2 separate regions of the Homo sapiens genome follow, and region 1 is linked to region 2. Evidence: chromatin loops called from intact Hi-C (ENCODE). Cell type or tissue: IMR-90. All regions are shown on one strand. Links, peaks and the distances in the headings refer to the core of each region. The heading gives the core; the rest is flanking DNA. Region 1 overlaps SDCCAG8 (SHH signaling and ciliogenesis regulator SDCCAG8). Region 2 holds the start of LOC124904604 (a long non-coding RNA gene).

Evidence for each region. Peaks named below come from ENCODE experiments on the same cell type or tissue, not always from the same donor. Only the 100,000 strongest peaks of a DNase experiment are listed, where the experiment ranks them.
Region 1: a loop joins it to region 2, with 15 times the contacts of the local background. A loop is called at or near these places in 7 of 110 quality-filtered maps.

Annotation. Positions count from the first base shown.
Region 1 is chr1:243,318,049-243,334,434 of GRCh38, reverse strand. SDCCAG8 (SHH signaling and ciliogenesis regulator SDCCAG8) reads right to left here. Exons shown (of 18, transcript NM_006642.5): 10 at 3,743-3,895. Among named protein-coding and RNA genes, the nearest start is that of MIR4677, 20 kb to the left of the region's middle. In IMR-90, for the core only: a CTCF peak has its summit at 8,930 (motif pointing right); a DNase peak (open chromatin) is centred at 8,924; H3K27ac peaks cover 210 bases.
Region 2 is chr1:241,890,778-241,907,163 of GRCh38, reverse strand. It overlaps LOC124904604 (a long non-coding RNA gene), which reads right to left and starts at 10,947. Exons shown (of 4, transcript XR_007067056.1): 1 at 10,562-10,947; 2 at 10,132-10,205. RefSeq lists silencers at 11,831-12,031, 12,871-13,071, 13,371-13,571. In IMR-90, for the core only: a CTCF peak has its summit at 10,608 (motif pointing left); no DNase peak of the experiment used is centred there.

The DNA of each region.
Region 1 (16,386 bases), core at 5,639-13,638, 1.4 Mb before region 2:
TGCAAAGAAGAAAAATGAAGGAACATAAGACCGGAGAGCCAAAGAGAGGAACAATATTGTAGAGTCTTCATGCTATGATAAAGGATCCTAAATTTTATTCAAGGTTGCAGGGAGACGTGAAAGGAGTTTTAAAGCAAGAGACTGACATATTGAGAAAGATCATCCCAGCTGCAGTTTGGAGAACAGATAGGAAGGAGGTGAGACTGGAGGCAAGGACACCACAGGGGCTATAGGAACCATCCAAGGATGAGATATGGTAGCAGTAGGATAGAGAGACAAGGCAATGTAAATGCTCAGGGGCTTAAGTCTTAGAGCCTGGTGATGATGAGATGTGTGGGGTGAGAAAGACGGGGGAGAAAAGGGTGACAAGATTTCTGTGCTGGATAACTGGATAAATAGTGGATCCACTGGGATAGGAGGTGGAAAGTAAAGCTGGTTTGGGAGCTCAGTATACAGTTAAGGATCTAGAAATCAAATAGCTTTAGTCTTGAAGCTTTAGGTCCTAAGGCTATATATACATGGAATTCAAGCTATAGTACTGCTAAAGACACCTAAATCTTTAGCTCCCTGCTAAACTCCAGAACCTCCTATCAAGCTGCTTTCTGGATGTGTCTCCTTTATTGTCTCAAAGGCACTTTAAACTCAGAGTAATGTAAAAAGCACACATCATCATTCTCCCAAATCAAGAATATGAATTCAAAGAAATCATAGAGAATCTTTTAAGGAGAATAAGACTGAAAAAAAATCAGTAAATATAGTGTAAACAGATCTTCAGTGAACATAGCAATGGTAATTTCACTGGCTGTGGCATGGAAGTTGAAATGCAGTGGGCTGAAGAGTAAGTGAGAGGTGACAAAATAAAGACAACATGTATGGACAAATCTTTCAAGAAACTCGACTATTAAGAGAAAGAGTCAAAGAGGGAGATGGAATTACTGACGTGGTTTCCAACCTTGGCTGCACATTGGAATCACCTAGGTGAGTTTCAAACACACTGACACCTGGATGCTTCTCTCAGACATTTTGATGTAATGGGTGTGGGGTACTGTTTGGACAATCAGATTTTTAGAACTTCTTGCGTGCCAAAAATTAAGAACCACAGATTAGAAGAAAGATTGTTCCTTTCAACAGTAAGAGACATCTGAAAATATTTTCCTGAGGATAAGAAAGAGACTGTAGTGAAGGAAAGATTGATTCAGAAAAGTGGAACAAACAAATGGAATGAGTTCCTTGAGGGGGTGAAAGGAGACGAGGTCCATGGGAAGGGGAAGGGATTAGGAAGACACCTTTCCCATTCAGACTGGGTTGGAATACAGGTGAAAATTTATTTTAAGGCATGGACAAGAGAAATAGTTGAGGTGGTCATCACCCAACGGCTTCCATTTTCTTTGTTAGTTAAGTAAGGCTCTCTGCTGAGAATAAGAGGAAAAATGGTATTATAGAGAATTTGAGAAGAACAAGTGATTTGAAACAGTCTTTAAAGAAATGCATTTAAGATACCATCACTTCCCACCTGGACTACGATAATCACCTCCAGACCTGGACTACGATAATCACCTCCAGACCTGGACTACGATAACCACCTCCAGACCGGGACCACGATAATCACCTCCAGACCTGGACTACGATAACCACCTCCAGACCGGGACCACGATAATCACCTCCAGACCCGGACCACAATAATCACCTCCAGACCTGGACCGCGAAAATCACCTCCAGACCTGGACCGCGAAAATCACCTCCAGACCTGGACTGCGATAATCACCTCCAGACCGGGACCGCGATAATCACCTCCAGACCGGGTCTGTGATAATCACCTCCAGACTGAGACCGCAATAATCACCTGCAGACCTGGACAGCAATAATCACCTCCAGACCGGGACCGTGATAATCACCTCCAGACCTGGACTGCGAAAATCACCTCCAGAGCTGGATTATGATAATCACCTCCAGAGGGGGATTATGATAATCACCTCCAGACCTGGACTGTGAGTCACCTCCAGACCTGGACTACGATAATGACCTCCAGCTGATCTCCAGGCATCTATTCTGCTTCTCCTTCCAATCCACTGACAAAATGATTTTTCTCAAATATAAATGGCATCGTGACACTGACAAATTCAAAGCCATTCAATGGCTTTCCATCCCTTTTTGGACAAAATTGAAAATCCTTCATATGGATTTTAAAGCCATTCATGATTCCATCCCAACATAATTCTCCAAACTCATTCCCACTACTCTGCTCCTCTCTCTCTATGCTCCACCCATCAGGGCCTTCTCCAAATTCCTAGAAAGTGCGATGCTTTCCAGGTCCAGAGTCTTGGGTGTGTTATATTCCTGGGCCTGAAACCCTCTTCCCCTCTTCACCTGTCCATTCATCAATGCTTTCAGGTCTCATTTTCAACATCTCTTACTCAGGAAAGTCTTTCGTGACTGCCTAGACAAGGTCAGATTCCTGTTACACATTCCCACGATATCCTAAACCGAACCTTATGGCTTTATCACAATGATGATCGAAAACTCACTTATGAAAACATTTGTGTAACATCTACTTCTCCTACGAGTTTGTAAGCTTCATGAGGAAACTGCATCGTTCCTGTGACTACAACATTCCCAGCCCCTCTGGTTAATATCTGTTGAGTGTGGAATGAATAAGAGAGAGGAAGGCAAAAGAGGACTGCTAGAAAGCACTGAAAGGACCGTGGACACCGAAGACCTGGAGTCTACAGCCATGTCATCTGCAAGGCTGTGTGATTTTTACCAGCAGAGATCACCAATCCAGGGCAGAGAAGGTAGGTAGTAGGGTTTTGACAGACACAATTTTTAAAAATGGATAAGAAGACAAGGACATTTACAGGAAATGCCTGAGTTTACTCTTATTAAGACTTAAAACTCATAGGGCAGAAGTTGTGATTTTTCTCTTTACATATCTTTAGGCCTCCACATTGCTTTGCACACAGCACATACTCAGTATATACTTACTGAATAAGTTAATTATCACACATTGAATCTGATAACAACATAGCATTTAGAGTACAAGCTGTGAGTCCACTTTTAAAAACAAACATGTAACACAGTTGTTTTGGTTACTTGATGGACCACAACTTGCTCAATTCGAGTCTAGTTAGCAATTTTAAAGCTAGGTCCCACTCAACTCTGTATTCTAGTTTGTGAACTCCTTTTCAAACACTGCTTGTTTCATGTTATCTGTTCCTTTTGCCTTAAATCTCTCCCTTCATCTGGTTACCGTCATTATTCATCATGTAATTTGTCAGAACTGATTTCATACAGAGTGCATAATCACTTTTTCTTGGTTACTCAGTTCCTTACAAGTGTTTCATCTTCTGCATATTTAATTTAGGGGTAGGAGATAATGCAGGGGAAGTCATCTCTCCTTGATTTAGCCAAGGTTGAAATAAAATCTGGGTATCTTCATAGCACGACTCTGGGAAACACGAGAGAGGGAATCCAACAGAATGGCAGGATTTAAAGTAAATTTTGTAATTTCATTGTATGGAATCTAACTGATTATTTTATTTGAAAAGATCAGCATAAACTATTGAGAAATATATGAAAAGATAAAACATTTTTATGAATTCTAAATTATACGAAATTTAACTACTTATATAATAACGATTTTAAAATTTAAAGTTCATTCAAGAACTCCAGCCTATGGAATCATCAATGGCATCATAAAAAACCTTTCTTCTGCAATGTGGATAACAGCAGAGTCCTTAAGTACCTTTGATCCCATGTACTCCCTTTCTTTCGTTATTTCCTTTTTCATCATGTCTTTCTCAATGGCCCTTTTCTCTTGCTGAGATGCAAGTTCTTTTTCAAGTCGCTCCGCCTGCCTCTCCAGCTCCTTCCTCAACTGGTCACACTGGATTAAAGCCTGCCAGGATAGAACAGATTGAAAGAGGAGGTTAGAATTTGGAAAAAATATAGGTAAAATGACATAATTAAGCTTTAAGTATATTTAAAATAGCAAAAACTCACTATAAAGCCCATTAGAATAATTTTTTATTGTTTATCAATACCACTTATTGACCTAAAAGAGTATCCAAATGTTACATTTATTGACATATTTCAATTTTCATGATTAAAGCCATATTAATTAATCAATGACAAAATTCAGGTAATGAACCTTGATGACGGCCACAGATGAGTCAGAATTTTAAAAAAGGGAACCAGAAACACCAAGTGTTCTAATATTTTCAATTATATATCATGTTTATACTACACGAAATACGTAAGTATCCAATTTAACTGATTTCTTATTTGCTCATGGATAAAAATTATTGGAATACTTCAAATGATAGATCAAAATACTAAAATGAAATGTTGAATATATCATTACACACAGGCATCTTTTGTTTAATACTATATAATAATCAAGTTTCCTTAAATATAACTAAGAGAAAATTTAGTTCACTCCCCTTAAACATACAACTGAAGTAAAAATTATGTAATAATCGTAAGTTAAATGGAAAGACTCAAGACAGTATTCACTACTTAGTTTTATAAGGATCTTCCACTTCTGGTAAAGTTCATGATTGTCCTTTACTGTAAATTTCCCACTCTGCATTTCCAGAAATAAAAAATCTCTAACTTCATTTTGGCCACTTTTACAATATCTTTATTTATAACACCCAATAATGAAATATGACTTCAAAAATCCCAATTTGGGGAGGTCTTTTTTTGTATAAATATATGGGGTACAAATGTAATTTAGTTACATACACAGATTGCATAGTAAAATCCCAATTTTTAAAAATCCTAATAAAAGTAAGGTACTATAGTATCTTATAGTCTTATTCCAGTGGCCCTTATGTACAATATCCACCTCACACAACCTCTCTTTTCCCCTGAAATGGTAGAAAGAACCCCAGGTCTCATGTGACTTACATGCTGTATGATTAGAAATTTCATAGTCACATTTGATTTTAATGGAGATGGAAATGGCCTTAGTAAGCACTGTAAGTTTTATGCATAGTTATGCTTCCCTCTGGTGAAAGCTATAATAAATACAGACAATAAATATCTAGGATATGTGAATTTTCCTCTCTTCATCTGGAAAGCATTAAACTCCAGTTTCTTTTGGTCTCTTCTGAAAAGTTTCTATGCTCCCAGGCATAAAATATAAAGGTAAAATTCAGTTGTCTCAGATTAACTAATAAACAAATACAATGAGTAAAAAGTGATTCTTCTAGGGAATTAGTCCCAAGTCAAAATTCCAGCCGAGAATGCCTGGAAAAGGAAATTTTAAATTAGATATTAAAATAAATGAAAAGGCATACTTTTTCTATAATTTAAGCCCTTGGAGCTTGAAATATGAATGAGTTACTTTTGTGATTCAAAATGTAATTGCTCTTGTGAAAAATATTTCACATGAATTGAGTAAATGTTCATAACTCTCCCTGATATCATGAATGCTACTGGTATGAATAGACAAAACGCTTACTTAATATAAACCAATATATCCAATCAGAAAGTTTTCAACTGAACAAAAACTCAGGAGTCATCATCATTAAGTATAGGAACAGCAGAAGAGACTGAAGATCTAAAACCAGGCTACCATGAAAGGCACCTACAGAATCAATTCAAAGAACTCAGTCAACTAAAGAACAAGCAACAGTAAATAATCCTGGCAGGATAAGAGGTGTAATGCCAAGATAGGATGATACAGTGAAAAGCACAAAGTGAGAAGCTGTAAAATCATGTAAACAAAACCACTGCTGAGGCCTTGGTTTTGTGGATGGTCTTCTCTCTATTAGGAATGGCCACCACCAATGGCTGATGATGAGTAATGGGCAACAAAACACTGAATAAAAATATTAGGTTAAAAACTGGTTATTGGCTGGGCGTGGTGGCTCACGCCTGTAATCCCAGCACTTTGGAAGGCTGAGGCGGGTGGATTGCTTGAGGTCAGGAGGTTGAGACCAGCCAGGCCAACATGGTGAAACCCCGTCCTACTAAAATATGAAAATTAGCTGAGCCAGGTGGTGCGTGCCTGTAATCCCAGCTACTAGGGAGGCTGAGGCAGGAGAATCGCTTAAACCCAGGAGGCGGAGGTTGCAGTGAGCCAAGATGGTGCCACTGCACTCCAGCCTGGGCAACAGAGTGTGACTCCGTCCCCAAAAAACACACAAAACAAACAAACAAACAAAAAACTGGTTACTGATGTCTCTTAGCGTGTAACCAACAATTCCATATTATCAAATAGCTTCTAAGGCCGGGCACAGTGGCTCATGTCTTTAATCCCAGCACTTTGGGAGGCTGAGGCAGGCGGATCACGAGGTCAGGAGATCGAGACCATCCTGGCTAACACGGTGAAACTCTGTCTCTACTAAAAACACAAAAAATTAGCCGGGTGTGGCGGCGGGCACCTGTAGTCCCAGCTACTCAGGAGGCTGAGGCAGGAGAATGGCGTGAACCCGGGAGGCGGAGCTTGCAGTGAGCTGAGATCGCACCACTGCACTACAGCCTGGGCGACAGAGCGAGACTCCATCTCAAAAACAAACAAACAAAACAAACAAACAAACAAAAATAGCTTTTACTTTTATTTGCTTTGATTTTAACGTATATGTCCGGTCACAGTGAAGAAAACAGAAAAGCGTAGTAACACTTGGAATCAGAAAAATGATTTATTCTTTCTAAAGATAACTCTCTCACACTGGACCGCACATACTAAAAGATTTGGGTCTAGTAAACAATTATTTATACACTATCTCCATTAAAGCTCTCTCTTAATTCTAGAGTTTCTTCTCCTAGTTTCAGAATCCCTGTCGATTGAGTACCCCTATAACCATTCAGTAAAGACATAATAACTGACTTCTCAAAGGCTAGGTCAGTAAACAATCAACTATCATCAAATGATTATAATTTTAATTTCTACAAAATTATAAATTATAATTTTAATTTCTACAAAATTATAAATTATAATTTTAATTTCTACAAAATTATAATTATAATTTTAATTTCTACAAAATTATAAATTATAATTTTAACTTCTATAAAATTATAAATTTCTATAAAATTATAAATTATAATTTTAATTTCTATAAAATTATAATTATAATTTTAATTTCTATAAAATTATAATTATAATTTTAATTTCTATAAAATTATAAATTATAATTTTAATTTCTATAAAATTATAAATTATAATTTTATAGTAACTGAATGCTATAAACAGGCAATTACCATTAAATGATAGATCTTTATAGGTGACAAAGTTAATTTGGGGCCTGCGGCTGTTATTTCTCTCAGTAGTTCCCAAGTCCTGGCTTCTCTCCCTTTCCCTGAACACGGCCCTTTCCTTGGTGGAAATGGCTGTAGGTCTTGAGAAGTTGGGGAATTATACATTCCCCCCACCCAGCAGACTCATTCCTGAAGGTACCTTTTCTTTTCTGGGAAATTTCTTTAGCTGTGGTCATTCTGTGTTGACATATTAACACTTTTTTTCAAACACAGTTTATTGGACTTGATATTCCCAGTCCTGGTTTTATTAAGCCAAAGGGTAGGCACTACTATCTTAGGCAGTCAAAATATTTTCGAAAACAAAATTTATATCTAGTCAACTAAAATTTTAAAACAGGAAACCTATTGTAGATCATATAAAAGTCCTTCCCAACTGCTAGGGTTAGTTTTCAAGAAATCTTTGTGACAGAATAATTCATAACTAAGGAATTAAGATCTTATGAAAAATATACAGCTCACACCTTTGAACATAAACTTTAAAGCTTACAAACATTTTTATTTTTATGAATAAAGCCCACAAAATTAAAAAGATTAACACATTTCAAACATCTAACTTATGAATAATGCAAACTATTGATTTTAATTTATAAACCCTTGCTAACCAGAAATTTATCAGTCTATCCCTATGTACCATTTTTCAAGATATTTACACTTCTTTTGGGACAGATAATGTGCAAATCAAGAAGCGTTATTTTCTATCCTTGTGACTATAACCAAATAGTCAATGCTTTTCTGATTTTATTTTTAATCCAGGTTTCTAATTCCTGCCTTTCTGACTCCCTGTAATCCAAGAAACAGAATAATTTGGATATTTGAAAAGGGAGAAAAAGTCTTTGTAAATATTTGTTCAACCTACCAGGCTGCTGTTTTAAAAACTAATCTTCAGAATATCACATGTAACCCATAAATATGTACAATTATTATGTATACATAATAATTAACTTTTTTAAAAAGTTCACACCACTTACCCACAAAGATATATGGCAGGATAGGTCTTAGCAAATTGGAAATACATACTTTGTTCAAGTTGTTATGAGTAAAAAAGAAAATTTTTTTTTTCCTTAGAGGGTTATATCATTACAGATATGCTTATGGTAACTTCATGCCACAGCCTGTGCCTTCAGGCCTTTACACATACCTCTCAACAATTTCCCTTCCAACACAAGCAGGCAGGCCTAAGGCCTGGTTAACCTTTTCATCTGCTTCGTGTAGCTTTTTATCAAGGTGTGACTGCACAAGCCTCTACTTTTTCTCTCCATTTAGTCCCAGGTGAATTCTTTTCCTCTTTTAAAATTATCACCAATTGAAATAACTTCCATTTTCAAACAAAAATATTTATTGAGCACCTACTAGGTGCCAGATACTTTGCTAAGTGGTATACATGGATTATTTAACCCTCTCAATACATTTTAATTGGTTCTTATCACTCAATTGAAGAAACTGGTACTTTGAGACATTCAGTAACTTGCCCAAATCAGAGACCTAGAAAGTGGTGAGAGTAGGGAGTTTATCCAAGGTAGTTCCACACAAGAATGTTTGCATGGCATTATATACTTCTCAAGTTATATATTTATTTTCTTATAAAATCCTCAGGCATTTTCACTGCCACAAAGAATGTAAATATATAATTCCTTCTATTTAGCATGTGATACCCAAATGCCACACTAGATGGCAACAAACGTCAAGGAACTAAACCAAGTAACCATTTCATCACTCAGTAATATAAGTAGTTGGGTTTTAAATTAAAATATGTATACCACCTGGCTTTTTAATGCACTTAGAAAGCAAAAATTCTAGTGTGTTTCAACATACCTTCTAGATAAAAAGTACTAGACTTGCAATACATTTTGTCCTTGCATTCATTATTACTAATTTACTGAAAATGCTATAGATTCCTAATGAACAATAGTGTTGCTTGCTCTCAGTTATTAAATTTTTTAAAAAATTAATTACAAATTTCACATTAATAATAATTGACTTCCACTGAACAAACATTTATTGTTAATTAAGACGTAAATGGTCATGTGTGAAATACAATGATAGATGTCACAGACCTGATTTCAAGGTCTTCTGGTGGAGAAAACTGTGTAAACAACTACCAAAATTATACACCACATCAACAGGAATACAGAGGAAAAAGAAGTTAATTCAAACAAGAAGGGGCTGGGGAAAACTTCAGGAAGACTGCCACTTGAGTTGAGCCTCATAGATTGAACAGATACTTCATAGATTATTACAAGGCAGAAAAATACAGCATGTGCAAATCAATGAAAATGGCCAACTGCAGGTCATGTTCTGGAAACAGTGAAGGTGACATGAAAGAGTAGAGTGAAAGAGAAGACTAGCAAAGTTAGAATGGGGCCAGATTTGTCTTTTATTCTACTGCAAGAGGGGAGCTACCTAAACAGGGAGATTTATAACTCAGGAACTATAAATGTTATGAGAGCACTGTGAAAAGTATGCTGGAATTAGATGAAATTTGAGGGAAACCAATTAGAAAGCTATTGTAATTGTCTGCATACTTGGTATAAGAATACGTGAAGTATACCACTGGACACGGTGGCTCACACCTGTAATCCCAGCACTTTGCGGGGCTAAGGAGGGAGAATCAGCTGAGCTCAGGAGTGCAAGGCTGTAGTGAGATATGACCGCACCACTGAGCCTGGGTGACAGAGTGAGGCCCTGTCTCTGAAAAAAAAAAAAAAAAAAAAAGCATGTGAAGATGTGAAGCCTTGAACCAGGGCAGTGGTATAAGAATGAAAAGGTAGGCATAGTTAAATAGAAATTTGACTCTGAAGAGAGAGAGAAAGACCTTGGGAACTGATGGAATGTCAAGAGCAAGCATAGGGAAGAACCGAGATGTTTTAAAGAATGCAAGCCAGGACTGCGGTGAAGATGGTGATGCCTTTGTTTGAAGACGATCATAGAGAAAATGGTAGAAAGAAAAGGAGTGGTAGATGGGAAGGCGGAGCCAATGAACGGTTTGGTTGTGTAGAGTTTCAGACGCCAGCAGTGTATCATCCATAAAAAAAGATCTAGTAGCAGCAAAACACGTAGGGCTGGGGCTCAGGAGAGCAGTTAAAGCTAAAGGCATAATGTGGGTGTATTCACTGGTAATATTTGGCCACGTGAGGAGAAATGAATCCCAGGAAGTCAAGGCAACATGGGAGGAGGGCTGGGAACTAACTCTGAGGAACGTCCACACTTAAGACTTGTGGAAACCAAGAAACAAGTTAAAAGAGACTTAAGAGTAGACAAGAATGGTACAATGTGGACCCATGAGAGTAACATATCAGCTAAATCAAGGGAAAGAGATGGTATGTTATGATAGGCCAGTTAACAGGGTTCCAAATCTATAGAGTTTAAGTCCAATGAGGATTGAGATGAGGTCACTGGGTTTGGTAATCAGGAAGTGACCAGTGATCATGAAGCGAGCACTTCAGTAACATAAAATCAGGCTACAGTTTGTTCAAAGCCTGGCTGCGATGCACTCAGAAGTGAAAGGAAAGCTACCAGGGTGGACAACTGTTGTGAGATGTCTGCCAGTGAAATGAGGAATGGACGGTAATAAACGAAGTGAAAGATGATCACAGGAAAGCTGCTTTTTGTTTACTTAAACAAAGGCTGTGGGCAGGATGAGGGGGAAAAACAGTGGAGAGAAAAGGATAAAGGATGCAAGAAAAATGTGATGACATAGAAGTGGGAGACATCAAAAACGGGGAGAAAGATGTTCATCTTGGGAAATAAGAGGGCCAGAAAAGAAAGGAGAAATAAGGAGAGGAGACATTCGAGGGATGAGAAGATGCTGAGGAGGCTCTTGTCAGTTGGTCCTAATCTTAGTAAAGTGAGAAGTAGGTCATCCGAAGAAAGTGACGTGCCAGCAGTGGAGTTGGAAAAGTGAGGAAAGTGGAGTTCCTGACTAGAGTATATAAGGTCTTCAACTGCAGAGAAAAGAATTGTTCAACAGTACCTACAACCACTGAAGGTGACTAGTATTACTCTTCAGTGGAACTCATTAAGTGGCTTTTTTTTTTTTTTAAGATGGAGTCTCACTCTGCTGCCAGGCTGGAGTGCAGTGGCGTGATCTCAGCTCACTGCAACCTCTGCCTCCCGGGTTCAAGCAATTCTCCTGCCTCAGCCTCCCGAGTAGCTGGGACTACAGGCGCACACCACCATGCCCAGTTAATTTTTGTATTTTTAGTAGAGACGGGGTCTCACCACATTGGCCAGGATGGTCTCAATCTCTTGACCTCGTGATCTGCCTGCCTCAGCCTCCCAAAGTGCTGAGATTACAGGCGTGAGCCACTGCGCCCGGCTATTAAGTGGCTTTGTTAAATGACTTCCTTTAGCAATGCTTGGGAGGCTTGAACTAGCTATTAAAAAAAAAAAAAAGTGTGATTGGGCCTAATTTTCACTGGGTACTTTTGCTGGCAAAGTAGGTAAGCTGGAAAGATAAGAATAAAGGCACTGTAGAGTGCTAGTGAGAACTGAGTTGCAATTTCCTTCCTCAGTGGATATTTACTGAGTACCTATTTATTATGTGTTGAGATCTACGCAAGATGCTACGGATTTAACAGTGATCAGGGTGGAGAAATTCCGTAACACCAGAGATTTTGTAACCAAGGGACTAGTGCAGACTGATTAACCATTGTTTAAGTTGTTACAGATAGCACTGAGCCAAAATTGCAAGTCATGTAGTCCAGGCATGTGCAATGGGAAAAAGCTTTAACCTCCTAATTGTTTTTACTTTATTTTTAATTTTTGTTGAGTACATAGTAGATGCATATATTTCTGGGGTACATGAGAGGTTTAACCTCCTCATTGTGATTACCACCACCCTGGCAGACTGGCTGCACTGGTATCACCTGGGGCTACTTAGAAACACCTCTGAAACCAATCTTCCTGATCTTGCCGCAGAACGAGGAGACAGATTTGAGTGTGGCCTCTTGCCTCCTTGCCAGTCAACTTGCAATAAAGCCTTTTCTTTTCTTAAAAGCCAGTGCCGTAGCATTGGCTTCTATGTGCATAGGGAAGCAAGCCCTTGGCTTGGTGACAATTTTAAAGTTTAACAGAGATTTCTCAAAGAACTTAATATAGAGCTACCATTCAACACAGCAATCCCATTCCTGGGTATATACCCCAAGGGATATATATCATTATACCAAAAAGATACATCAACTCAAATGTTCATCACTGCATTATTCACAATAGCAAAGACATAGAGGCCGGGCATGGTGGCTCACGCCAGTAATCCCGGCACTTTGGGAGGCGGAGGCGGGTGGATCACTTGAGGTCAGGAGTTCAATACCAGCCTGGCCAACATGGCAAAACGCTGTCTTTACTAAAAACACAAAAATTAGCCAGGCGTGATGGTGCACACCTGTAATCCCAGCTACTCGGGAGGCTGAGACAGAAGAATCACTTGAATCTGGAGGCGGAGGTTACAGTGAACCAAGATCACACCACTGCACTCCAGCTTGGGCAACAGAACAAGATTCTATCTCAAAAAAAAAGACATGGAATCAACTTAGGTGCCCATAAATGGCAGATTGGATAAAGAAAATGTGGTACATATACACCAGGGAATGTATACATCCATAAAAAAGAATGAAATCATGTGCTTTGCAGCAACATAGATGTAGCTGGAAGACATAATCCTAAGCAAAGTAATGCAGTAACAGGAAACCAAACACCATATGCTCTCATTTATAAATGGGAGCTAAACATTGTGTACACATGGACATAAGCGTGGCAGCAACAGACACTGCAGACAACTTGGGGGAGGAGAGAGGGGGGCATGGGCTGGAAAAGTACCTATGGGGCACTATGCTCAATACCTGGGTCCACCATATGTAACAATCCTACACATGTACCCCTCTTTCAAAACTAAAAGCTGAAATATTTTTTTAAAAGTTTAATGAAGGATACAGACAAACAAGCAATAATAATACATTTTGATAAATGCTATATAAGTAGTGGTTCTCAAATGGAGGTAAATGTGCCCACCAGAGGACATTTGGCAATGTATGGAGACATCTTCAGTTGTCACAACTTGGGGGAGGAGGGTAAGCTACTAGCATTGAGTAGGTAGAGGCTTCTAAACATCCTACAATGTGCAGAACAGCATCCAAAGCAAAGAGTTACATAGCCCAAAATGTCAATAGCACCAAGGTTGAAAAACCCTGCTATAAAGGCATATAAAGGGTACATCGAATCTAGACAGAAGAGATAAGAGGTTTCCTAGAGGGAGTACCATGTAGGCTAAGATAAGTAAGGCTAAAGTAATATACAGGCAGTGGAGCAGAGAAGAATGCACATGGCACATACAAAGACTCAGAGGCTGGAGAGAGGATGGGATAATCAGCAGGGTTATCACCACCACCGCTATTTATTGAGAAATATTTTGTGCCTGCCTGGGTTTGTATAAGATAACCAATATACATTTTAAAATGCAGTCCTCATTCACAATCCTAGGAGTCACATATTTCTCCATTTTACAGATGAGGAAAAACTGGGGCACAGAGAAGTTAAAGTAACTCGTCCAAGGTCACACAGCCAGTGAATGGTGGGGCCAGAAGTTGAATCTAAGTCTGGCTAACTCTAGTAAGCCCATGTTCACCCCCTAAGCCCTCCTGCCTTTGACGATAGCTGAGTGTACTGGGAGACAGGGCGCGAGAGGAGGAAAAAAGCAGCAGCCTTGGAGGGCAAAAGGGAGCCACATTAGGACAGACCACGGGCATGGGAAAGAATGTGGAGACTGTCTTGAAGGCAGTGAAAATTCACCGAAGAATTTTAAATCAGAGTCACATGATCAAATGTGTCTTTAAGAAAGATCGCTTCTGGCTGCAGTGTAGGGAGTGGAACGAAGGAGGGAGGCAAGCTAGGAAGAAGTGTAATAGATAAATCCAGAGATTACTTAGCTTCCATAAGAAAAGTGTTAATGAGGGAAAGAATTCAAGAAAACGTTAGAAACTCAGATCTGTACTTAGTGACTGGTTAAAAGTTAGGGGTGAAGGACAGGGTGAAATCCAGTTTTCTGATCAGAGCATGTTAGTGAGTAAAAGTGCCATCCAGTAAGAGAATACAGAAGGGGCAGCAGATTTGGGAGAGTGAATGTGTGAGTTCAATTTGAGATGGTAAAATTTATGTTTAAATGGGAAGAAAAGAAGACCAGCCTGGACACAACAGATAAAATGAGAGATAAAAAGAAAGAATGCTGAAGAACTAGAGGTGAAAATGAAGACATGGAGTAGATTTAACTTTGATAGGGAGGAAAGAAGAGCAAAGGCCCTAGTCAGAGAGTGTGGTTTCAGAGAGATCTTAGGGGCATTTCAGTTCATGCAGGATGTTAGCGTAGAAGTAGGGGATATAGTAGAGTTAAGGAAGCTGAAGAGTATTAGTGTTTTGTGTATCAGCAACATGGAAATTCAAACATTTAAGGATGATGAAAGAGATAGAATGAAGAGGAAAAGGATCAGATGTTAAAACTTTTAAAAAGGGGCCAGGCGCGGTGGCTCACGCCTGTAATCCCAGCACTTTGGGAGGCCAAGATGGGTGCATCACCTGAGCTCAGGAGTTTGAGACCAGCCTGGCCAACATTGTGAAACCCTGTCTCTACTAAAAAAACAAAATTAGCCAGGCATGGTGGCGCATGCCTGTAATCCCAGCTACTTGGGAGGCTGAGGTGGGAGAATCACTTGATTCCAGGAAGCTGAGGTTACAGTGAGCTGAGATTGCGCCATTGCACTCCAGCCTGGGCAACAAGAATGAAACTCTGTCTCAAAAAAATGATAATAAAAATAAAAATAAAATAGAAAGGGTCAAAGAGAGCCTTCTCAATTGAGAGATTTTATTGATTAGGGAGGAGAGAGACAACACTGATTTCAAAGAGGAGTGTGATATGGTTTGGATACCTGTCCTCTCCAAATCTCTCATGTTGAAATGTGACTTCCAGTGTTGGAGGTGGGGCCTGGTGGGAGGTGTTTGGGTCATGGGGGTGGATCCCTCATGAATGGCTTGGTGCCCTATTAGTTATCCTGAGGTCTGATTGTTAGAAAGGGCCTGGCCCCTCTCCTCCTCGCTCAGTCCTGCTCCCTTGTGAGGCTTGCTCCCCTCTGCCTGCTGTCAGAGTGAAATCTTCCTGAGGCCTTACCAGAAGCATATGTTGGCACCATGCTTCGTATGCAGCCTGCACAACATGAGCCAAAATAAACCACTTACTTCTCTTTATAAATTACCAATCTCTGCTCTTTCTTTATAGCAATGCAAAACAGATTAACACAGAGCGGTAGCTTAATTTCAAAGAGGAATAGGACCTGAGAGTAAGTGCCAAAACAAAGCCCTGGAAATGGCAGTCAGGAGTGAAGTAACTGCGGTTTCCTCCATCACACCCACCTGAGACGACTTGACTGACACAAGGGCCTTCACTGAAGGTTTTGAAACATGGCATTGAGGGACAGCTAGAGCTCACAACAAATGAAGAAACAGGAGAGTCTGAGGAAACAGTATGTTGGGGAGTTTGGTCATAACTGAACCTAAGTTTCAAAAGGCATGAGGGTCAAACGGGAAGAGTTATGGATGAACTGGATAAAGACAAATGGACATAGCAATGGCTGACAAGAGGCTTAATGCAGAATTGAATAGCCCTAATTTTTTTTTAACTTTTATTTTAGGTTCGGGGGTACATGTGAAGGTTTGTTACATAGGCAAACTCATGTCACGGGGTTTTGTTATACAGATTATTTTATCACCCAGGTATTAAGCCCAGTACCCAATAGTGATCTCTTCTGCTCCTCTCCCTGCTCCCACCCTATATCCTCAAGGAGATGCCACTGTCTGTGGTTTCCTACTTTGTGCTCATAAGTTCTTATCATTTAGCTCCCACTTATACGTAAGAATATGCAGTATTTGGCTTTCTGTTCCTGCGTTAGTTTGCTAAGGATAACTGTCTCCGGCTCCATGCATGTTCCTGCAAAAGATCGGATCTCATTCTTTTTATGGCTGCATACTATTCCATGGTGTCCATGTTCCACATTTTCTTTATACAATCTGTCAGTGATGAACATTTAGATTGATTCCGTCAATTTCGGTTGATTCCATCAATTCCATCGTTTACGTTTGCTA
Region 2 (16,386 bases), core at 5,637-13,636:
GGACAGAGTTTCCCTCTTGTCGCCCACGCTGGAGTGCAATGACGCAATCTCATTCACTGCAACCTCTGCCTCTCAGATTCAAGCGATTCTCCTGCCTCAGCCTCCCAAGTAGCTGGGATCACAGGCACCTGCCACCATGCCTGACTAATTTTGTATTTTTAGTAGAGACGGGGTTTCACCATGTTGCCCAGGCTGGTCTCAAACTCTTGACCTCAAGTTATCCACCTGCCTTGTCCTCCCAAAGGATTGGGATTACAGGGGTGAGCCACTGCACCCGGCCCTAAATTAGGTTTTCAATCTTGTCTGCCTATTAAGCTAGGTTATAGTTCATCCACAAGGATTCAAATATAAAAGTATGAAGTCCTTCTCAGGCCATATTTAGTTTGCTTTAACAATATATGTGAAAGAAAGAAGCATTTACTGTCCCTTCCATTCTTCTCAGGATAAAGTCCCCTCTTCCTAACTGTCTCTCAAGGTCCTTACGCCCCTCCGGCCTCGTATGTCACTGCTCCTTATCTGTTTCACTTCTCAAAGCTCCAGCCACACCAAAATTATTATAGCTCTTCAAACAATCCATCCTGTTTGCTGTGCCTAGAATATTCTTCCTTGTCTTCTTGGTCTGGCTAATTATTTCTCACCATATATTTGCTTAGAGGTCACTTCCTTCAGGAGTTATTCCTGGACTTCAAATCTGAGTTAGATGCCTTAAGTGCTGTCTAGAGTACTGTATGCCCCTATCACATCGCATGGGAATGTGCTCACCTATTGTGACCATACAATAGAAACCTGCTTTTTTTTTTTTTTTTTTTGAGACAGGGTCTCACTTTGTCAGTCAGGCTGGAGTGCAGTGCCTCAATCTTGGCTCACTGTAGCCTCCATCTCCCCAGCTCAAACGATTCTCCTGCCTCAAGCCTCGCAAGCAGATGGGATTAGTCACGTGCCACCATGCCCAGCTAATTTTTGTATTTTTAGTAGAGATGGGGTTTCGCCACGTTGGACAGACTGGTCTCAAACTCCTGACCTCAGGTGATCCGCCCACCTCGACCTCCTAAAAGTGCTGGGATTACAGGCGTGGCCCACCGTGCCCAGCCAAAACCTGTTTAATGAATGAAATAAAGTTTGGAAATGTGTATTTTACTATGAATCTATGGTATGCCACTTTCTACATAACATTGACATGTGTACATATATAAATTGTGTGTGTGGGGGTGTGTGTGTGTGTAGGTAAGTACTATATTGGGCGCACACTTACTCTAGAGCAGAAACCTTCTGAATCTGGTCTCTGAGGATGTTGAGGTGGGTCACAGGGTAAGGACTAAACCTCTGTACACCTCATAAGAACAGAGTAAGTTCTGCCTAAACAGCCATACTTACCAAGGGAACAGAGTCAAGGAACATAGTGAGGGTGGAGAGTCATGGGGCATTCTCCTGAGTCCAGCCAGAAGCAGAGTGAATGTTCAGGAAGACTGACCAGCCAAGTTTATTATTATTATTATTATTATTATTATTATTATTATTATTATTAGATGGAGTCTCACTCCATCTAATAATCGTATCACTGCACTCCAGCCTGGGCAACAGAGTGAGACTACATCTCAAAAAAAAAAAAAAGAAAAAAAATGGTATCGGGCACGTCCAGAGCCAAGGTCACAAGAGAACTTGCACCCTCCACTTTTGCCCCCTTGGAATGCAGCCCTGAAACCACCATATAAGGAGCTGTTCTAGCCTACTGGAGGATGAGAGCCATATTCGGGGCTCCTGCCCACACGCAGGGGGTGAAATCAAACTCCTCAAGGACCTGCCCACATCTACCACAGAAGACAGTAAAATAGATCTCCACCTCATCACATGAAACCATCACACAGGTTAACTAACCATTTCTTGCTCAAAAAAAAGTTAGTACTTAAAAAATTTCCAAGAGCAATCAAAACTTTTCTTCTCAAGAAACAGCATAAAAAGAGAAACCAAGCAGGAAACGGCCTCAGTGTCCTTTGCTGAGGCTCTCTCTCTAGGCCATCCTTACTACCCTGCGCCCCTCCCGGGTTCACGCCATTCTCCTGCCTCAGCCTCCCGAGTAGCTGAGACTACAGGCGCCCGCCACCACGCCCGGCTAATTTTTTTTGTATTTTTAGTAGAGACGGGGTTTCACCGTGTTAGCCAGGATGGTCTCGATCTCCTGACCTCATGATCCGCCTGCCTCGGGCTCCCAAAGTGCTGGGATTATAGGCGTGAGCCACCGTGCCTGGCCCAGGCTCTCATTTTTTTAAGGTTGGTGAGTCCCCAAGAGTAAAAACTCTGCAGTTTGGCAGATATTTATGTGCATAGTCCAGCACAGTGGCTGATACATAATGGATGCTTCTTAATGCTTTCTAATTATGCTAATTAGAGATTATTAACTATTTCTAAATGAATTAATGTAGAAATTCATCTTACTGGGCTGAAGAATGGGGAGTGCATGGAGTTTGGGGTGCACCTATTGGGAACAAAGGGGTAAGTTGTATTAAGACTCACTTTTCGGTGAAGCCACTAGAGCCCCCACAGCATCTGGAGTCTGACGGGAATTGGGATCTAAGCCTGACTGGTTTTCCCTTAGTCGTCCTTAGTCTGCACTGCATTAACCTTAGCAGTTCTGAGAATGCAGAGTGTTCTAAAAGAGTTCATTAAAATATTGTAATAGATGCTCTGAAGAAACTGTCTGCATCAGCCAAAACCTTCGAGAGGTTGTGTCCAGTTCAGGAAGACTGACCAGCCAAGTTTATTATTATTATTATTATTAGATGGAGTCTCACTCTGTCACCCAGGCCGGAGTGCAGTGGCATGATCTTGGCTTACTGCAACCTCTGCCTCCCAGGTTCAAGTGATTCTTGTGCCTCAGCCTCTGAGTAGATGGGACTACAGGTGCATGCCAACATGCCCAGCTAATTTTTGTATTTTTAGTAGAGACGGGGTTTTGCCATGTTGTCCAGGCTGGTCTTGAACTCCTGACCTCAAGTGATCTGCCTGCCTCAGCCTCCCAAAGTGCTGGGATTATAGGTGTGAGCCACTACGCCCAGCTGAGCCAAGTTTATTTACTGAGCCCCTATCAGCTATTTTGAGTTCCATATCATTTTTATTGAGTTCAGCTGGCAGGTGACAACTTCAATCCCTTCAGCTTTATCTGTTAAGTTAGCAGCATTTGGCTTGCCTTGTGTTGTCCTGTGTAGGCGGAAGCTGGGTGAGGGAAAGGCCTGGTTCCTCTGCTCGGTGATTCTCGCAGGTGGACTAAACGTTTCCTACTGAAAATTCCCTCCCTGACATCAGAGGGAAAGAACCACTTAGGGGCAAAATGCTGTCAGTGGGCTTTACAAATACCTGGAAACAAAGTTATCTGGACTAGTTTCCAAAGGTTATTTTGGGAACTTATTACAGAAATTTAATAATTGAAATACAGTACCAGTAAAACGTTAAAATAACACAGAGAACCTGCTGTTACAGCAACATTGGGAGCTCTCACTTTCTCTTTTTTTTTTTTTTTTTGAGATAGAGTCTCACACTGCTGCCTAGGCTGGAGTGCAGTGGCATGATCAAAACCCACTGCAGCCCCCACCTTCCGGGCTCAAGTGACCCTCCCACCTCAGCCTCGTGCGCACGTACACTGTGTCACCTATGGAACGGTGGTGAGGACCTAGACCATGGTCAGCTCCTGTGGGACCAGGAACTTTGTTTTCGTCCAGCAGTGGCAGGAACGTCTCTCTGGGGGTAGCGCTCCACTATCACCTGTCAAGAATTTCAGCATAAATTTCTTCTGAAACAAGTGCCTAAGAATGTGACTCAGAGTTCTACATGTCTTAGGAATTCAGAACAGAGAGAAGGCCATTGGTTGCTTTTTGTTTTTTCCAAGAATAGGATCAGAGGTCCCCCTAACAGAAGTCCAATGGTGTCCCCCCAACAGAAGTCCAATGGTGTCCCCCCAAGAGAAGTCCAATGGTGTCCCCCCAACAGAAGTCCAATGGTGTCCCCCCAACAGAAGTCCAATGGTGTCCCCCCAACAGAAGTCCAATGGTGTCCCCCTAACAGAAGTCCAATGGTGTCCCTCTAACAGAAGTCCAACGGTGTCCCCCTAACAGAAGTCCAACGGTGTCCCCCTAACAGAAGTCCAGTGGTGTCCCCCTAACAGAAGTCCAGTGGTGTCCCCCTAACAGAAGTCCAGTGGTGTCCCCCTAATAGAAGTCCAATGGTGTCTCACTGGGATCTTCTTTGGGAACTTTGCCCAGATTCCAGCAACTTCCTCTTGTCTGGTTGCTGTGACGATTTCAAGTATAAAAGAATAAGCAAATGGCAAGGCAAGCCATAGCTGCTCTTCTTTTATTCCCCTAGTCAGCCAGAAAGGTACCTCTAGAACTTTACTAAGTTCTTCCTCTGCTTGAAAGGTCTGAGGCTTGGGATTTTCAGTGGAGGCAGCATTTTACTCAACATCTGTGTCTATGTCTGACTTAAAAAAGAAAAAAAAAATCCTGCAACCAGGACCTAACTCGTTCTTCCAGCTGCTTCCAAATAGCCTGCAGGAGCCTGAAGGGAGGCCCCTCTGTAGGGCTGAGTGACATCACGCCTCTCCTCTCCCTCCCCTCTTCCCACTCCCGCTCCCTGGGCAGCAGGAGGTCAGTTCTGAGGTTGGAAATGGAATCACCATCTGTATATTGGTCAGAGAAAGTCACTTTGCTCACTATTAGTTAAGAATTTATCTTTGCCAAAGAAATTAAGGTTTACAATGTGGTACTGTAATACTAGTCTTCACTATAATATGGTCTCATAGGCCTTAGCTCAGGAGCTCTGGATAGAATTAGTCTCAAGCGAGGACTTTTTTTTGAGACAGAGTCTCGCTCTGTCACCCAGGCTGCAGTGCAGTGGCACGATCTCGGCTCACTGCAACCTTCGCCTCACGGGTTCAAGTGATTCTCAAGTAAGGACATTTTAATACCACAGTTATAAAGCGGACAGAAGATTGGGTCACCTTACCCTGAAATATGTTGCCATTTTTCATAGTGAGAAATAGAAAGGTTGAGCAATTTGCCCAGATAAAGAGGTGAAACTAGCATTAAAATCCTGATGTGTTATCAAAGTATCATTGTACTCTGCAGTTTTCCAGCATATTTTATCATACTTCTGCTGTTTCAGGAATGTAGGTAGGACCATTATCATAACTAAGAGTTTGCATGTAATAGATGATGAAACTGAGGTCCATAGAGATTAACTTACTTGCCTAGGACCAAAGAGATGCTTAGACAGACCCAGTTCTCTTTGTTCCCAGACCAGGATGTTCCATCCTAGTGCACTTCTTTTATGCAGGATGGTTTTAGGACTTAGCTTCCCTGTCTAGAAAAAGATGCTGCTCTTGACGTGGACCACTTCCTTGCCCCAGATCCAGGAGCACAGTGGTCCTTCCATGATTCACACACATCCTTTTTCTGAGAATAAACAGGATCAGGCTAGGCACATTGGCTCACACCTGTAAACCCAGCACTTTCAGAGGCTGAAGCAGGAGGATTGCTTGAGGCCAGGAGACTGAGACCAGCTTGGGAAACAGGGAGATTCCATCTCTACAAAAAATTTTTTAAAAAAATTAGCTGGCATGGTGGCATGCACTGTAGTCCCAGCTACTCAGGAAGCTAAGGCAGGAGGGTCGCTTGAGTCCAGGAGGTTGAGGCTGTAGAGAGCCATGATCTTGCCATTGCACTCCAGCCTGGGCAATAGAGCAAGACCTTGTCTCTAAACAAATGAAGAAACAAAAAAAATAAACAGGACCATTAGTATCTGTTCCATTGTTACTAGATGGCCCACCATCTTTAGAGGTCTCATTGCTGTGGGGACTGCTCTGGGACCATTCCATGATGAGTTATTTGACATCTGAAGAGTCTTCAGTCAAATGAGGATGATGGAGAGGAAAATGGCCAAACATTTCTAGGTCTGTTGAGGGACAGAAGGAAAAATAGTTTCCTGCTTTTTACCTATTAAAAAAAAATCTCATTTTTTTTCATTTAATTTTGCATTTCCTCCTGCCTAGGAAGCTGGGGCAATGGTTTCTGAGCTCACTCTGAGTCCTTGAGCTCCCAGGTAATGGAGAGAACTTGGCCTCTGCAGTCAGAAGGATTTCTTAGTAGGCTTCTATATCCTAGGCCACTCCGCCATGAGCAGTGTCTTCCCTGACTCTGCCTAGGCACGGTGGAGTGAGCCAGGGCAGTGACTTAAGTTGTTTCATAAAGCTCTGCACCAGGCTTGGCCAGCTTGGCTAAATGCTGAAGTCCAAAATGGGTCCTGGCAAATCTTGCACAAAGATACGATTGCCCCTTTCTCAGCCTCTTGGGTCCTTTATTCACCCAGTAACATTTAACCAATTGCTTGAGCATTGGAGCTCTCATAATGTTTTGTTGTTATTGTTGCTCAAGAAGAAAGAAATCTCTATTTTTAAATACTAGCTTCATGGGATTTTCCATCTATGGTTATCTATATTTTATTTGAGAAAAAAATTATTATTATTAACATTTAATGACCCTGTTAGTTAGGATAGGCAATGCTATGCTGCAATAAGAAACACACCCCCTGCCAAGAGCAGTGGCTTACATCAGTAATCCCAGCACTTTGAGGGGCTGAAGCAGGAGGATTGCTTGAGGCCAGGAGTTTGAGACCAGCCTAGGTAACATAGTAAGACCCTGTCTCTACAAAAAATTTAGTCAGACATTTTGGCTTGTGCCTATAGTCACAGCTACTTGGGAGGCTGAGGCAGGAGGATCATTTGAGCCCAGGACTTTGTAGTTGTCATGAGCTATTATTGTGCCATTGCACTCCAGCCTGGGTGACAGAGCGAGACCCTGTCTCTTAAAAAAAAGACATAAAAAGAAATAACCCCAAAATTAATAATTGAACATAAAAACGTCATCACAGTTCAACGCATGTTGGGAGTTTCTCCTGTTTGGCTCCTCTCCAGGAAAAATTCAGGTACAGAAGTTGTTTCAGACTTGCAACTCTGTCATCTGAGTTCTTTGTTTCTAGAAGTTCAGATGAGAAAATAGATGGAAACAACACATTTGCTCTTAACTGCCCCAAACTAAAAGTGCTTGAAGTGGCTAAACTAAAAGTGCTTAAAGCAACTACTGAGTGTCCACCGGCCTTCCATAGATAAGCATTAATTACATGACCCTACCTATAATGAATGAGCACCTTTTCTCCACAATGGTTGTTTGCTATGTCAAGCAACTACTATGTTCTTTATTGGTTTTATATTTTAACATTCCACCAAAAAAAAAAAAAAAAAAAGAGAGTGAGAGAGTGAGAGAATGTGGACTCTAGAATTAGATTACTTGGATGTGAACTCTGGTTCTCTTACCTACTAGCTGTGTGACCTTGGGCCAGTTGAGGTACCCCTCTCTCTGTCTCTGTTATCTTGTGTGTAAAATAATAATATCTACCTATGTAGATGGGGCTATGAAGTGGGGCTATGAGCATCAAATGTGTTAGTTGATCTATGTAAAAAAGACTTAGAACAGTGCCTGGCACCTACCACTCAACAAGTGTGAGTTACTGTTTTCACCATTTTGTTGATGAAGGGCCGAAGAATCAGAGCAGCTCCACGAATCCATGAACAAGACAACGCTGGGCGAGACAACAGACTTGGCCCATCAACATCAGCTTCTTCAGCATTATAAACTTTCTCAGGAATAGGGAGGAAGTGTACTTATTAAGTATGCTTGACCCTGTGCTAGTCACATATATTTTCTCAATTATTCCTTCTAAAAAAGAGAACCGAAACTCAGAGAAGCAAAATAACATGCATAGCTGCTGGATTTAACCATGCTCATTTCATTACAAAATCATGTGCTCCTTCTTGAATTTTAAATAAAAAACTTGCTGGTGGGAAATCTTGCAGTCTTAGGGAAAATATTTTCTGAGACATCCCTCTAAACAGTCTCCTCCTCCCAGAAGCTCTTACATGTCCAGACCCCCCTGTTGCCTCCACTGTATGGATTGTCACAGATCAAAATGGAGAATGCACACTCTACCCCTCCAAACGTCAGACTACTTCTTTCCTGCTCACCAAATGCTATCACAGACGGTCCTTTTAGAAGTCACGCCATGGCATCCTGGAGTGAAGGCAAACAGGCTGCCTCCAGCTCCTCTGGGCTATCAGGGGAGATAATTTAAGGTCCTACTGGCTGGGTGCAGTGGCTCACGCCTGTAATCCTAGCACTTTGGGAGGCTGAGGCAGGTGGATCACTTGTGGTCGGGAGTTCGAGACCAGCCTGGCCAACATGGCGAAACCTTGTCTCCACTAAAAATACAAAAATTAGCCAGGTGTGGTGGCGTGTGCCTGTAATCCCAGCTCCTTGAAAGGTTGAGGCAGGAGAATCGCTTGAACCCCATAGGCGGAGGTTGCAGCGAAGCGAGATCGCTCCACTACACTTCAGCCTGGGCAGCAGAGAGAGACTCAAAAAAAACCAAAAAAATTTAAGGTCCTACCTCACAGCTCCCACAATCCACTGTCATAGTAGTGCCTTGTCTCCTTTCATGAGTCAGCTTTGCAGGTGTTTGTGTCTTATCCCTGGGGATGAAAAAAGATGTTCTGACACCAATAACTCTAACACAAGTCTGGAAAACAATTTGGAATCTGGGTTGCAGAAGGTAGCAGACACTAATGGAGCTCCAAGCCCATTTTTCTAAGATCCAGAGCAATTTCTTGCTTTCTGCACCTCTTGCATTTATTGTAATGTACTCCCAAGAAACCTGGCCATTAGCTCTGTATCTGCTTAAGAAACCTCCACTTTCAGAATCTTCAAGGCTGGAAGGAGAATGCAGCACCAGTCAGGTACCGTGACCTGAAGGTTGGCACCTTCGGAATTTTCCCAGCCGGATCCCAGCCATGTCTCTTCAGGAAACATAGGATTTGGAACCTGACAGCTTGAATGGGACATTCAACGTTTGGATTCTGAAGAATTCCAAACGTTCTTCAGGAATATTCGCTATAGATAAAAGTTTTATTCTGAATAATAAGAATGTGGAAGGCTGACCATATTTTACATTAATATTGTCCAATATGTTTATGTTGAACTTTTCTTCTACACATGAAATCTGAATTGCTCTGACTCATTACCTGCGAACATTTCCTTTCCACTGTGGGGCACACAGAAGTAACCAGGAGGCTGGGCGCCGTGGCTCACGCCTGTAATCCCAGCACTTTGGGAGGCTGAGCAGGCAGATCACCTGAGGTTGGGAGTTCGAGACCAGCCTGACCAACATGGAGAAACCCCATCCCTACTAAAAATACAAAATTAGCCAGGCGTGATGGCGGGTGCCTGTAATCCTAGCTACTTGGGAAGCTGAGGCAGGAGAATCGTTTGAACCCGGGAGGTGGAGGTTGCAGTGAGCCGAGATCACGCCATTGCACTCCAGCAGCCTGGGCAACAAGAGTGAGACTCTGTCTCAAAAAAAAAAAAAAAAAAAAAGTAACCAGGACACAGCACCTAACATTCCTGGGTGCAACACTGGATCGTTCTTTTCTCGTTTCAGTTATCTGCATTCGCTGAGCCATTTGCTACTTGTGTCTAATTTGATCTAAGTCAAAAGCATACCTGATAAAATGCCCTAGCAGGAAATTGTATCCCAGAATGATTTACATCATGGAATGGAGTAACCTAATGCTTCCAAGGAAGACTGCCAGGCATTTCCCCCTCTTTCAGTCCCCTTTCTATGAATTGACTTTATATATTTTTTTCTGGCTAGTAAAATTATTAAAACATTCCTCCTTTGGCTTAATAAATTAGCTTTAAAATCTTAATTGCCGCTGGGCACAGTGGGTCATGCTTGTAATCCCAGCACTTTGGGAGGCCAAGGTGGGTGGATGACTTGAGGTCAGGAGCTCCAGACCAGCCTGGTCGACATAGCAAAACCCCGTCTCTACTAAAAATACAAAAAATTAGCCGGGCATGGTGGCATGCGTCTGTACTCCTAGCTACTCAGGAGGCTGAGGCAGGAGAATCTCTTGAACCTGGGAGGCGGAGGTTGCAGTGAGCTGAAATCACGCCGCTGCTTTCCAGTCTGGGTGGAGTCTCAAAAAATAATAATAAAATTAAAAACTAATTAATTAATTAAAATATTAATTACCATGAAGTCTTGTGAGGCTCTTCACTTTTTTGAAAGTACAGTACTGAAATATTCAATGCAGCATTCTTTGAATACTGAAAAAAGATAAATAATCTAAATGTCATTAAGAAACAAGTAAATTATGACACATGCATTTTAAAGAGTTAAGAGAAGTATATTAATATCCACAAATTTCTTATACATACATAGATATTAATGATGTTCAAATTATATGCAGATTGAAAAAATTAGTTGCAGAAGTTGTGTTTTCAAAGTCTCAGAAAACAACCTGATAACAGGGGAGGAAACTAGGATTAGCATACTAATCAAAAGTGACTTGAAATTGATCTGTAATGTTGGACTTTTTATGTGGGAATATATTTGTGTGCTACTTGTATAATTAAGATAAATAAAAATAAAACATTGTATAAAAAAGTGGTTTTACAATAACCTCAAAGGTGCCTGGAAGGTCTCTGAGGCCATTCAGGTGTGGAGGAGCTGCCCTCTTGTGGAGTTTTGGAGTAGTTTTTACTCCCGAATCAAAGAATTTACTGTGTGTTTTCATTCAGAAAACACTGGAGTGCCAATTTCAGACTTAGAGATCAATCTCTCATGATTGTCCTGTAAGAAAAAAGACAGTAAAGGTTTCGTGGCTTTCCAAAGGTCACTTAGAGTTTCAGGCAAGTCATAATTACAGACCAAGTCTTCTGATTCCTAGCTGGTTCTTTCAACTATTCTGCCTCCCCTAAAGCATGAGCCAGTTAACTGTTAAATAAAACCCACTGTGGCCGGGCGTGGTGGCTCATCCCTGTAATCCCAGCACTTTGGGAGACTGAGGCGAGTGGATCACGAGGTCAGGAGATCGAGACCATCCTGGTCAACATGGTGAAACGCCATCTCTACTAAAATACAAAATTTAGCCAGGCATGATGGCACTCTCCTGTAGTCCCAGCTACTCGGGAGGCTGAGACAGGGGACTCACTTGAACCCGGGAGGTGGAGATTGCAGTGAGCTGAGATCATGCCACTGCACTCCAGTCTGGCAACAGAGCAAGACTCCGTCTCAAATAAATAAATAAATAAAACACACTGAAATGTGTTTAGAAAGACTTCAGGTGCTATACAACATACAGTACCTGGTATGAGAAGTCACTGAATAATAAGAATGTGGAAGGGTGACCAGATCACCAAGGTCTTTCTGGGTTTTTGAGAAACAAGGATGGACAATGCTTTTATTTTGTACTGGATTGTAAAATTTAATTTTAAAAATCTTGTTTTTTTTTTTTTTTTTTTTTTTTTGAGACAGAGTTTCACTCTTGTAGCCCAGGCTGGAGTGCAGTGGTGTGATCTTGGCTCACTGTAAACTCTGCCTGTCTCTTGGGTTCAAGCGATTCTCCTATCTCAGCCTCCCAAGTAGCTGGGATTACAGGTGCGTGCCACCACGTCTGGCTAATTTTGTATTTTTAGTAGAGATGGAGTTTCACCATGTTGGCCAGGCTGGTCTTGAACTCCTGACCTCAGGTGATCCGCCTGCCTCAGCCTCCCAAAGTGCTGAGATTACAGGCAGGAGTCACCATGCTCGGCCTTAAAAGATCTTGTTATTGGGGTAAAATATACATAATTTTTATCATCTTAACAATTGTAAGGGGATGATTAAGTGGCATTAAGTACCTTCATATTGTGCAACCATCACCACCATCCATCTTCAGAATTTTCCATTGTAAAACTGAACTGACATATTTAATAGAAGCATTACCCTCAAAGCTGCATCTAGCCATTAAGCAACATCTGAATGTAATAAGTTGAGTATTGGGGCAGAATAGGGAAGTGACCAGGACTTGTCTCTAGCCACAGATGACTCACTTACCTGTTTCAAATATGTGATTATGCTACGGCCCAGTTAATTCTTCTGGTCATGTTATATATAGCTGTATCCCTAGACTTCTCTAGCCTGAGATGATCAAGGAATGAATAAAGGGTGATGATGGGTCCTCTATGACCCGTTAAAAAACAAAGATTTGGGACTTTATTTCTGCCTAGGATGGAGGAAGCTGGAAAAAAGATTCATTCTCACATTAGTAACAAGAAAAACTGGATAATCTACAAAATCATAACTTTCCTTTAAATCATTAGAGGGCTGGGCTGGGTGCGGTGGCCTGTAATCCCAACACTTTGGGAGTCTGAGGCGGGCAGATCACTTGAGGTCAGGAGTTCGAGACCAGCCTGGCCAACATGGTGAAACTAAAAATACAAAAATTAGCCAGGCGTGGTGGCAGGTGCCTGTAATCCCAGCTACTTGGGAGGCTGAGGCAGAAGAATAGTTTGAGCCTGGGAGTCAGAGGTTGCAGTGAGCCAAGATCATGCCACTGCACTCCAGCTCGGGTGACAGAGTGAGACTTCGTCTCAAAAAAATAAAAAATAAAAAATAAAATAAAATCATTAGAGGGCTAAGATTGCAGGGCAAAAGTAGCCTGAACTCTAAGGATAGATGGGATGGCCCAAGGACAGCCACAATGCTAGCACTGGCTTATCTGGGACACAGCATGGAAGGATGATGGGGCCTCTGTATAACAGAGTAAGAATTCAACTAAAGTTTTTTCTTTGCTAGTTTTTGTTTGGTGTTTTTGTTTTGTTTTGTTTTGTTTTTGACAGGTCTCATTCTGTCACCGGGGCTGGAGTTGAGTGATGTAATCATGGCTTACTGCAGCCTTGACCACCTGGGCTCAAGCGATCCTCCCACCTGAGCCTCCCGAGTCTGAATTTTGCTAGTTGTACACTCATGCTTCATTCAGTTCAACATGTTCCACTGTCCTCTGAATCTCCTGCAATGTAGCAGGCAGCTGAACCCAGAGGCATAATCAGACTCATTTCTAATCTCTGTGGCAAAACTATAGGTGATGTTGAGCCCTTTCATTAGCAGGCATAAAATGTCTGGTTGTCTTTCTTTTTTTTTGAGACAAGGTCTTGCTCTGTCATCCAGGGTGGAGTGCAGTGGCACAATCACAGCTCACTGCAGCCTCAATCTGTTGGGCTTAAGTGATCCTCCCATCTCAGCCATGGGGGTAGCTGGGAATACAGGCACATGCCACAGCATCTGGCTAATTGAAACAATTTTTTTTTTTTTTTGTAGAGATGAGATCTCAGTATGCTACCCAGGCTGCTCTCGAACTCCTGAGCTCAAGCAATCCTCCCTCCTTGACCTCACAAAGTGGTAGGATTAGAGGCGTGAGCCACTGTGCCTGGTCTTTTTGTGATGTTAGAGCAATTGATGCACAAAATTCAAATTTATTGATCCACTGGGTATTGAAAAATATATGATCTTAATTATTAGAACACTAGAAAGAGATATGTCCTTCATCTGCCATTTAGTTACCCAGTTGTACTGTTCATAGAGGAAAGACAGGAAAATGCTTTTTTGCTTCAAGTTTTCAAGACAATGAATACTCCATCATCCTCCAAGGTGACCAATTATTCTTAATGTTTATGATGGGTTTTAGTAAATTGCAATTATCTTCTTTGAAGACCAAAGTTTCCCACATTTGCACAGTGGGGGCCCCTTTAAGCTGGCTCTTGAATCTTTTGGAAATTACCTAGCAGCCTTTGTTAACCTCTATTTTTATTTTGTTTTGTTTTGTTTTGTTTTTGAGATGGAGCTTCGCTCTTGTTGCCCAGGCTGGAGTGCAGTGGCGGGATCTCGGCTCACTGAAACCTCTGCCTCCTGGTTTCAAGTAAGTCTCCTGCTTCAGCCTCCCAAGTAGCTGGGATTACAGGCATGCGCCACCACGCCCGGCTAATTTTGTATTTTTAGTAGAGATGGAGTTTCACCATGTTGTCCAGGCTGGTCTTGAACTCCTGACCTCAGGTGATCCGCCCACCTTAGCCTCCCAAAGTCCTGGGATTACAGGCATGAGACACTGCACCCAGCCCCTCTATTTGTTGTGACAAGATGTCCTAGGCTTATCTTTTACACTTCCTGCCAGACTATTTTCCCCAAATTCTCGTTTTAATGAAAAAAACAAAAAGGTACTTTGAAACCACAAGCTGACGTGTTAAGCATCCTGATAGTTATGAATTTGTATTGAACATACTGGTACAAACTCATGAATGTGTATATTCACACATATCTACATGTATTCATATACATTCATGAGTTTATACCACTACGTCCAATTCAAATTCATAGCCATAGGTTTTTTTTTTTTGTTTTTTTTTATTTTTTTCAAAAAATTACATGTTCTGTATTCTCTATCTCCTTTTCCTCACATTAAAATCCCTGGTTCTAGGCTGGGTGCAGTGGCTTATGCCTGCAATCCCAGCACTCTGGGAGGCCAAGGTGGGTGGATCACCTGAGATTAAGAGACCAGCCTGGCCAACATGTTGAAACTCCATCTCTACTAAAAATACAAAAATGAAGCTGGGCATGGTGGCACACACCTGTAATCTCAGCTCCTTGGGAGGCTGAGGCAGAATTGCTTGAACCTGGGAGGCAGAGGTTGCAGTGAGCTGAGATTGTGACACAGCGAGACTCCATCTTGAAAAAAAAAAAAAAGGGACCCTGATTCTCAAGAAAACAGGATTTCAAATATCCTATAAATAGTAATTATTCTATTCCAGTCTACACACAGTCCCAAAATATCAGACTACCACCAGCTAAACCAAATGTTTTTGCATATGCTTTTACATACTATACTTTAACTCTTAAATTATATAAGCAACACATGCTTAATATTCACCACCAGTCTGTCACTATTTCTTTAGTCATTGTGGTTATCTGGAGCTCATTTTCTGATGTTCCTGATGAAGAGCTTAAGGGAACAACATTTCCCATTTCCCAAATTTGTCTATGTAGGATAAGTTTGTACCAGCCTTTTATGCTTATAACTTTATTAGATATGAAAACCTCAGCTCACATTTTTCTTTGGGTATCTCGAAAATGGTCAATCCATTTTCTTCAGGCATAAAGTATAATTGTGAAGAAAGTCTGATCACCATCTTTCATTTCACCTGGTTTTGCCTAGCCAAAAAGTTTTCTCCCTTTAAAGTATTATATTATTTATGTCCTGGTGTTAGCTGCTGCTTAGGTACCACAGTTCACTTTTAAAATATTGTTTTATATATTTAAATAAAACATTTTCTAAGATTATAGGGTTTTGTTGTTGTTTCAAATTCCTATTATCTGTATGTTGGGCCTTGTCATTTTCTAATTAAACAAAAATTGGGTTTTTTAAATTCCTTTTTATTTTTACCTCTTTTTAAAGGAATTATCCATAGTGTTTATATTGCATCTCTGGTATCTTTTTATTTCCAGTGTTTTCCTGAGTTTATCTTATTTCTGATTCTTGTAATCCTAAATTTGTCATATTTTATATCATTTTTCTAATATCTTTTAGCACATTTTAAACGAACTAGTTTTGCTCTGCTCTGTAGACCTTTCTGATAGATCTTCATTGCCCAGAAATCTTATCTTTGCTCTTTCTTTTCATTAAAATAACTTTGTATGAGATTCATCTAAAAACTTTCCTTAGTTTCTTAAGTAAATTCCATTTCCTAAACTTTGAGAAGGAAGCATGATTCACGGGAACTTCCCTGTTTCTTTCTAAGTGTTCAAAACCAGTATTCTGCTGAGAGATTTTGGTTGACTATCCCCTATTCTACTTGTATTTGGACCTTCTCTTCATCTTTCTCTTCTTCAATTTGGCTTCACCCCAGCAGTTTCTCTTCTGTGGGGAACGCTGTCCTGGAAGAGAACCTTGGTGAACTCAGCGAATCAGTTCTAACACTTTCTAGGGGCTAGCTTGCTTCAGTCCTTCAGACCTTAATACAAGCCTCTTGGACTCACCCACCTTTGAAATGGGCAAAGCCTCTCCCACTTGAGTGCTGTTTTCAACCTGGCCTGCTGTTTCTGTGATGACCCTGAGGTTCTGTTCTCAGGCCATTAGATGCCGTTTCCTCACTCTGCTTCACCTGAATTGATGCCAATGCCAGCTTGTGGTCTTGTGGCTATCTTCACCCACTTACGTTGCTCATGGATTTTTATTTTGCTATCCAGTTGCTATTATATGGTGATTTGGAGATTGAAAACTATGGCACTGCTGCCATCTGCCCTTTCTCCCACACTAGTTTTAAAGATTTCCAAAACCAATCCTATTTCCAGCCTTATTCTGCACCTCTGGCTTTAGAGGAATCTGGATATCTCCATTTGTCAAGCTTATTAGATTTTTACCTCTTCTAGTCTTCTGCCACTGACAATTATCATTTCTTTGTGAAATCACTTACC